Linked DNA regions of Mus musculus: all the other regions are linked to region 1. Evidence: chromatin loops called from intact Hi-C (ENCODE). Cell type or tissue: gastrocnemius. All regions are shown on one strand.

The links. A loop is a pair of places that touch in the nucleus more often than their neighbours do. Peaks named below come from ENCODE experiments on the same cell type or tissue, not always from the same donor. Only the 100,000 strongest peaks of a DNase experiment are listed, where the experiment ranks them.
Region 2: a loop joins it to region 1, with 2.6 times the contacts of the local background. A loop is called at or near these places in 21 of 42 quality-filtered maps.
Region 3: it touches region 1 in a loop (15-fold over the local background); 31 of 42 quality-filtered maps call a loop at or near these places.

What each region holds. Positions count from the first base shown.
Region 1 is chr6:50,111,917-50,114,416 of GRCm38, forward strand. The region is part of intron 1 of Mpp6 (membrane protein, palmitoylated 6 (MAGUK p55 subfamily member 6)); the gene reads left to right. Among named protein-coding and RNA genes, the nearest start is that of Mpp6, 2.9 kb to the left of the region's middle. In gastrocnemius, a CTCF peak has its summit at 1,021 (motif pointing right); a DNase peak (open chromatin) is centred at 1,075; H3K4me3 peaks cover 1,320 bases; H3K27ac peaks cover 1,380 bases.
Region 2 is chr6:50,544,307-50,546,806 of GRCm38, forward strand. No RefSeq gene overlaps it. Among named protein-coding and RNA genes, the nearest start is that of Gm38806, 4.8 kb to the left of the region's middle. In gastrocnemius, a CTCF peak has its summit at 1,329 (motif pointing left); DNase peaks (open chromatin) are centred at 888, 1,313 and 2,020.
Region 3 is chr6:50,293,366-50,295,865 of GRCm38, forward strand. Osbpl3 (oxysterol binding protein-like 3) reads right to left here. Exons shown (of 24, transcript NM_001347213.1): 24 at 1-2,500. Among named protein-coding and RNA genes, the nearest start is that of Gsdme, 33 kb to the left of the region's middle. In gastrocnemius, a CTCF peak has its summit at 989 (motif pointing left); a DNase peak (open chromatin) is centred at 953.

The DNA.
Region 1 (2,500 bases):
ATCAAGCTGTTAGAGTTAAGTTTGATAGCTCTGTACAAGACAATCCTTTTTTCTCCTCTTCAGGAAAACTGTTGGATTTTATAATTTTTTTAAAAAAAATATTTGAGGGAGCAATTTGCTTTTTTTCCTAAGCTCATTTTTTTTTTCCCCCTGAAGCTGAAATTGTGTCAGAAGGCTACCCAGGCTGCTTCTCTCCTTTCCCTTTAAATTTGAGATTGAAAACAAAAAAGACAGTCACAAGACCCTGGGTACCTGTTTTATAATGTTTTAAAATTGTGTTGCTTGTTTGACTATATACCATACCTATATGAGCTTTACCTCTGAATAATGGAAGATTATCAGAAGACAACAGATGTTTTAATTAAATGCTTTGCACATTTTGGACATCTGAGCTTTATCAGAAGTGGGTGACATCCGCAAATCATTTCTGAGAGAGTGAGTTGCAAACAATACAGAGCTCAAGCTAGTCAGACAGTTAAAACACTAATAAAATTAATACAGAGAAAGGTAGGAAGACCTGATTGTATTGTTTATGTCATGTACAGTCAATGCGGATTACTAGTGAGAAGGGAACTTTTGTAAATTGTAAGTTGGGTATGTAGTAAAGCTGATAAATTCTCATTTTCCATGTATTTCTTTTGATATGTAACTAAATTTGTATCAGAACTGATCTTCAAGTAAATGTAGTTACAAAGGATATGCTGATATTTAGGGATGGTCAAGCAGATTTGAAAAGTACTCATCTATTTGAGATAACTGTCATCCCCAGAAAAATCTATCGAGAAAAATTATTGTAGTTTTGTTTTACTGTTAGTTTTTTTCCTTCCAAAATAGTGCTGTGTTCATAAACATGGGATCTGAAATCATGATGCTCTCGCTACTCTCGTGTGGGGTACTAGTATTTGATTACATTTTTGTCTAATTATAGGCACCAGCTTTACCTAGAGTATTTTTGGTTGGAGTCAAAGCCAGGGCAGTGATTAGCCCAGACGTGGCTGTCATTTATTTGTGACCACTTGGGGGAGCCTTTGCAGTTCATCTCAACAGATCCCTGCTCTGCGTGCTCTGGCTGCTAATCGTCCTGGGCGCTTTGCCAAACTGCTGGAGCGGCTGCTAAGGAGGCTGCATTGAGAACCGAGTCTGGAGCTCAGTGTGTGTGATGCCTTCTCCTCTAACTCACACTCCACTCCACTCACCAAATACCTCTCCTCATAGACTTAGTAACAGTGTACTTTTTGGGCTACTGCTAGTTCCATGGGCTAACTAACCATGAAATCTTGGATTCATGAGTGCTTCCAGAGAGCTGATTTTACTGGCATTAATCTTAGGAGCAGTGCAGGCTTGATGTACACAGATGGTAGTTGTGTTGAAGGGTCTGGGGAGATCATCACTCTTGTATGAAATATACTAACTCCAAACCTTTTTAGAGCAGATTAGGCTCCTTTTAAAAACTTTTAGAGGAAGAGATAGCAAAGCACCTCTTTTAGTTAAATCTGTGTTCATGTTTGTGCAGAGAAAAGGTGGTCTTCTGTTAAAAACCTATACTCTTTGACCGTTTGATTATTCTTCTGTAGTATAATAAAGTCAGATTTATACATTTTCTTTTCTGACAATATTTAACCTTGTTCTGGCCATTTCAGAATGTGAGCTCACTTAAACAAAGTAAAATGCATTTTAGCAAGTCAGAGAGAAGGTAACTTATGGCCTCCCTTAATTATGATAGAATAACTCAAAGACCTTTCTCAAATTTTCTGCATGGTACATTCATCCACATAATGATGAACAATTTGGAGTAGTTCCTATCTTCTAAATTGCTTCTTTTTTTCTTTAAAAGAAACTTTAAGACAATTTTACTTTTGTCCTGAAATTCATCTTTCCTTTCCTTTAAAAAAAAAAAAAAAAGATGTATTTTGTATGTGTGTGGGTGTGCCTGAGTGTATGCCTGTGTGCCACATACACGTGTTGCCCATGGCGGTTAGGAGAAGCCATTGGAGCCAATGAAAGCATGCTTACAGGTGGTTGTGAGGTCCCGCATATGGGTGCTGAGAACTGCACCTCAGTCCTGGAAGAGAAGTGAGCGCTTTGAATGCTCAGCCCCGCTTGTTGGTTTGTTTGTTTGTTTGTTTTTCAGTGTAACATACCAGAAGAGACATATTCTGCTTAGTTAAAAATGTTCATTTGTTGCTAGCTTCCACTGATACTTGAGTATTGTTTTAAATACCTGGGGATGGTAATTTCAAAAGGCCTCCCCTTTGAAGTTATCACAGATTTAAAGTAGAATGAAAATTGAAGGAGAAGACAATACAGTGAGTAGGTTTTGTTTGTTTTGTGGTTTTGTTTTGTTTCACTTTTTAGCTTATTTTCAGACTTTTCCCCACTCTTTGCTTTCTTGTGCATGTCACTCAGCTTGTCATATTCCGCCTTTTCTTTTAGACTCCCTGTTGTGGGTTCCTTCCCCTTCCTCCTACAGCTCCTGTTGTTGCTCTACTCTGGCTACATA
Region 2 (2,500 bases), 430 kb after region 1:
TTTCTCTCTGCAGTATGTAACACTAGGATTGCTGTCTTCCCTAGACAGTGGTGTGGTATCGGATACACCTGTCCCTCTTGAGACTTTCTAGGCCCGTAAGGCTGTCCCTCAAACCTTCTTTCTCTATGCTGACCTCATCTGATGGTTAACACTCACTGTCAAGTTGACACGATCTTGAGCCACTGAAGAGACAAGATCCTAGGTGAGTCTGTGATTCCGTGAGGATGGGGTTGACCAAGGAGGGAAGACCCACCCTAGATGTGTGTGCCATTCTACCAGGGGTTGGGGAAAGCAAGGTGAGTGCCCCCATCCATCGCTGCTTCCTGACTCCAGGTACCATGCAAGCAACTGGCCCCCCACCCCGCCGCTGCTGGAATATACTGTGCCCTCAAACTGTAAACCCCACCTTCCTTAAGATGCTTTTGTCAGGTGTCCTGTCATAGCAACTAGAAGAGTACTAATGTTCTATTCTTAGTGAGTACATCCATGTCAAAGTTCTCCTTGCCAGTGGGTCCTAACCCAGCATCTTCATCTCTGATCCTTCCTGTGTAACAAATCAGGCCTGTCTGTCCTTCATTGCCAGTGTCCACTCCTACAAACAACCCCCGTCTCAAACTCATGGCAAAACCCTAATTTCCATTGTTCCCCAGCTCTACCCTTTTCATTTTAATGCCTTCTCCAGATAACGATGTAAAATCTGAATGGTATGTAACACTCCTCTGTCTAATAACTTTCCTAAAATAAGAACTGTAGCTACCACCATGTGTTTATTTATCCGATTTTCTTCTTTATTGTACCACAAAAAAACAGAATTATTAGTTAGACCCCCCCCCCCCCCCAATGCTCCTTGACATTGACACAGACAGCCCCGCCCCCGTGAGAAGCTGAGGAATCATGGGAGTGAGCTTTGTGAGTCTGGAACCAGCTGGGGAGTTAGAAGGGTTAGCGATGTCCAGCTCAGACAGCGTGTGTCCTACAGAATTATAACACTTGAAATCTTCGCCAAAGCCCCTTCCTCTTAAGCTGTTGGGAGGTTTCACCAGAAAAAAGTTGCTTTTGCAACTCTTCTTTCAGATCCTCATACCTGACAAAACTTCTGGGTTTTGTTTTTAGGTATATAATTCCTCATTCTATGGACGGGCAAGCCTTTGAGACCCATAAAATTAACTGAGATGACAGTTACTACACAAGGGGTGGAGATTACAGTGTGAAGCAATCTGTTGGTTCAGCACGTGCAACGTTTAAGAAATGCCTTTTAAGTAATGTGTCTAGTGTGTTCATAGGCAGCCAGTGAATCATGTGAGCCTAGCGCCCTCTTGTGTTCACTAGGAGGCCAAGCACAGGGGCTTTCTATGACTTCCAAGGGATTTTTGTTTTGTTTTGAGATTTCAATTTTCATTTTATTAGTTTTTTTTTTTAATCAGTTACTTTGCAAAGACATCGTAGAGCATTAAGTCAAACACGTCTGTCAGTCTTCACCCCGTGTGACCACAGAGAACCAAGCACTGTTACTGTTACCGGAAGGGTGGGGATTTGGCCTCTAGTTTCCAAAGGTTACTGTCACCCTCAGAATCACGTGTTCAGATATCCAGCTTCCGGGTGACAAACCCACAAAATTCTCTTTTTTCTTTAACCTTACTCTCTCCAACACTTGACCTTTCTTTGTTTATTCCTTCTGGAGTGCCCAGGTCCTTATGCATTATGATAATGGTCTAAGGTTAAATATACTTTATAGATTTCCAAGGAGGACCGAATGTCTCTGGATTCCACAGACACCTGCAACCATGTGCAGCCCCCTGCTCCCGTGCAACTCACACACATAATGTAAAAAATAAAATACACCTTTAAAAATATGCTGCTGGAGAAGACCTACAGAGTCAACTAACCTGGGACCATGTGGACTCACAGAGACTGTCACTAGCCAGGGAGCAGGCAGGGGCTTGGCCTAGACCATCCCACACATTCGTAGCAAATGTTCAGCTTGGTCTTCATATGGGCCCCCTAACAAGTGCAGTGGGGGGAGTCTCCGTCTCTGTTCCCTGCCATTGGATCCCCTTCCCCTACCTGGGCTGCCCCGTTGGGCCTCATTGGGAGAGGATGTGCCTAGTCCTGCTGGGACTGGATGTCCCAGGGTAGAGTGGTACCCAAGGGGGGCTCCCCATCTCTGAGGAAAGGGGTAAGAAGCAATGGGGGGAGGGATTTGTAAGAGTGAGACTGAAAAGAGAGGAGGGGAGCTGTGATTGGGATATAAAGTGAATAAAAAATAAATTATTATAAAATATATGTTATGGATGTTGATGGCTTATGTAACCAGAGAGAACCCAGTTAGTCACTTGCCTTAGACAAAATAGGCACTGCAGGAGGCAGTGGACAAGAGGTAGGCACAGATTTTACTCTTATGTGTTCCCCAAGTGATATGTGTCCTCCACGAAGCTGGGAATGACTCATCGGAGATGGGTCCAAAATCCATGGACACCAACATCAGCCTTAAGCCTCTGTG
Region 3 (2,500 bases), 180 kb after region 1:
CAGTAGGGCAAGACAACAAACTAAAAGGAGCCGCTGGAGAATCGAAATGGGAGTGGGGAGTGGGGTATGATTTAGATTTTACAAATGGTTAAATAGAAGATTTACAAGTATCATTTTCCCCAAAACATGTCCTGTGGGCTAACAGAGGAAGATTAAAAAAAAATCATCACAAATGAAGCGAATGAGTCACTTCTGACAACTGTATCCCCTAAACCCAGTTTCAAAAACAAGCAAACAAAAAACTGGCTTGCACTTTAGACCATCTTGATTTGCAGACACATTTGATAAGGTTTTCCAACAAAGATAATCACTGATTCGCAGGATCGATACAAGATAGAAAACAGAGCGTGTGAAAATAGCTTTGATCTACTAGCAAAAATAGATTTATGCTGATGTTGGTATTAAAAATAAAGACATTCGAATAAATTCTGACCAAACACTGTAGCCTGTATTTCTAACTAAGATCACGAGAGCAACTTAGAGCCCTGGCTGGTAGCTCGAGGGTGTGAGGACAGTATCTAATAGCTACAGTCCCTCAGAGAGAGTGTGTGGTGTGCACAGTAGGCCTACATTAAGAAGCAAAGTAGCCCTCACCTCTATTTTTGGCTTGACTTCTTTAAGGGTAGACTGAAACAATGCATCATAAATCTGACAAATACAAAGGAAGACAGTGCTAGAAGGCTGAGCAAATGATTTATTGGAAGTAATTAAAAATAGGATATGAGGAAAACAGAAGCCTAAGTGGAGTTAACATTTAAAAAACTCAGTTTGTGTAGTTTTCCATCAGGAAGCCCCCAGAGGCACTGGAAGGCTTGGGGATTGCTGAGGCATTCTTGCTACTTAGTAGGTAATTGTATTTATGACCTAGAGTGAACCCCCATCTGTTTAGTACAAGAACCCTCCTGAGACTGTTGAATGGCAAGCTGTTTAGTTAATACCAGGCTCCCCCTAGTGTCTCAAAAAGCACACTGCATTCCATCTCTTTAGTTAGTACCTGACCCCTGGTGTCTGGGATGTGAACTGCCAATGTTTAGTTAGTACCAGGAGCATCCTAGCATCAAGATGTGAACTGCAGGAAGAAGCTGCACTGAGGCTTTTATTACGACAGGGCCTGTGGAGGGAACTACACTACTCCTTTGCCACACTGAAGATACTCATTCCTTAACGATACCTTGCAGATCGGGGTTGTGAGTACTGAGAAGGTGCAGTTTGTGGTTAGCACAAGGTCCTGCTACTGGGAGAACATCTGTGACTTACCATAAACTTGAAATAGGATAATTAGAATGAAAGGGGCTGAAACATGCACATCAAATGGTGCAGCGATTGGCATTGTGTACTGGAGTAAGTCAGGAGTTCAGAAAGATTAAACTTTACTTAATTCTTCTCGAAACAATACCACAGTTCTGTTTTCCTTATGGAAACATCCAAGTTCTAGACACACAAACTCGGAGGAAGAGTGTGTGAGACAGAACGAGAGGAATGTAGCAGCCTCCTCCCTCCAGCAGGGAGTTTTAAGATTCACATAGCAGCATGCACCTCCTGACCATCTACATTCCGAAAGCCCTTCATCCAGACACGGGCAGTGACTTACAGAGCTTGCACATGGTTCTGGAACATATTTTTGTTCATGCTTCTCCCTGATCCAAATAAGATGACTACAGAGGAGACATTTGGGTCAGCTGTAGGTGTGGATCCAAATTAAAGCTTGAAGTCAACAGAAATTATACCACGAGATACTTTAAGAATGTTCAAACAACTGGCTGTACTGATTCTGGGGATACATTCTCGATTTTGTGGGATTTTTTTTTTTTTTTTGTCATTTTCCTTCTCCTTTGGGGCGGCCTCTCGAGCAGGCCTACTTCACAGTCAGTATTGCTGAAATCCCACGTGTCCTCTCGGGTTTGTTTCCCTGCCGAGATCCCTGCTTACATCTCCAGCCTGTGGTCAGATGTGGATAGCGCTTGAAAAGGAAAAAAAACAAAACAGGAACTAAAGAATCGCCGCACCACCCAGCTGCTTAGAAATGGAAATGAGATTCATGCTGCGTTCATCTTGGTGTCTCCACAACATGGAAAAAAAATGAACCAATATTTAATGAGTTGCTTAAAATGACAGTCACTTGTAGACTCCAAAGACTACTGATTCACCTTCAACACTCCACTTGTGAAAACTTCAGCAGTGCAGTTGGTTATCTGGTGTGACACAGGTCAACTCTGGGAGTTGGCTCTTTCCTTCTATCTTTTAGATAGGTCCTGGAGACTGGACCCAGTGCCAGGTTCACACAATAAGTGCCTGTGCCTGCCGAGCCGATCTCACTGGCCTCCCAAATTCGTTCTATAGAAATCTCTTTACCCTATCATTACACGCAATGTTTCATAGAACTGCTACAGACATCCGAGTCAAAGGCTTAACAATCAGACTTTGGTTTTAATGTGCTCTGGGCAGAAGTCAGAGTTGTTTTGATAACACAATTCAGCTACTGTGCACATTCTATTATCAT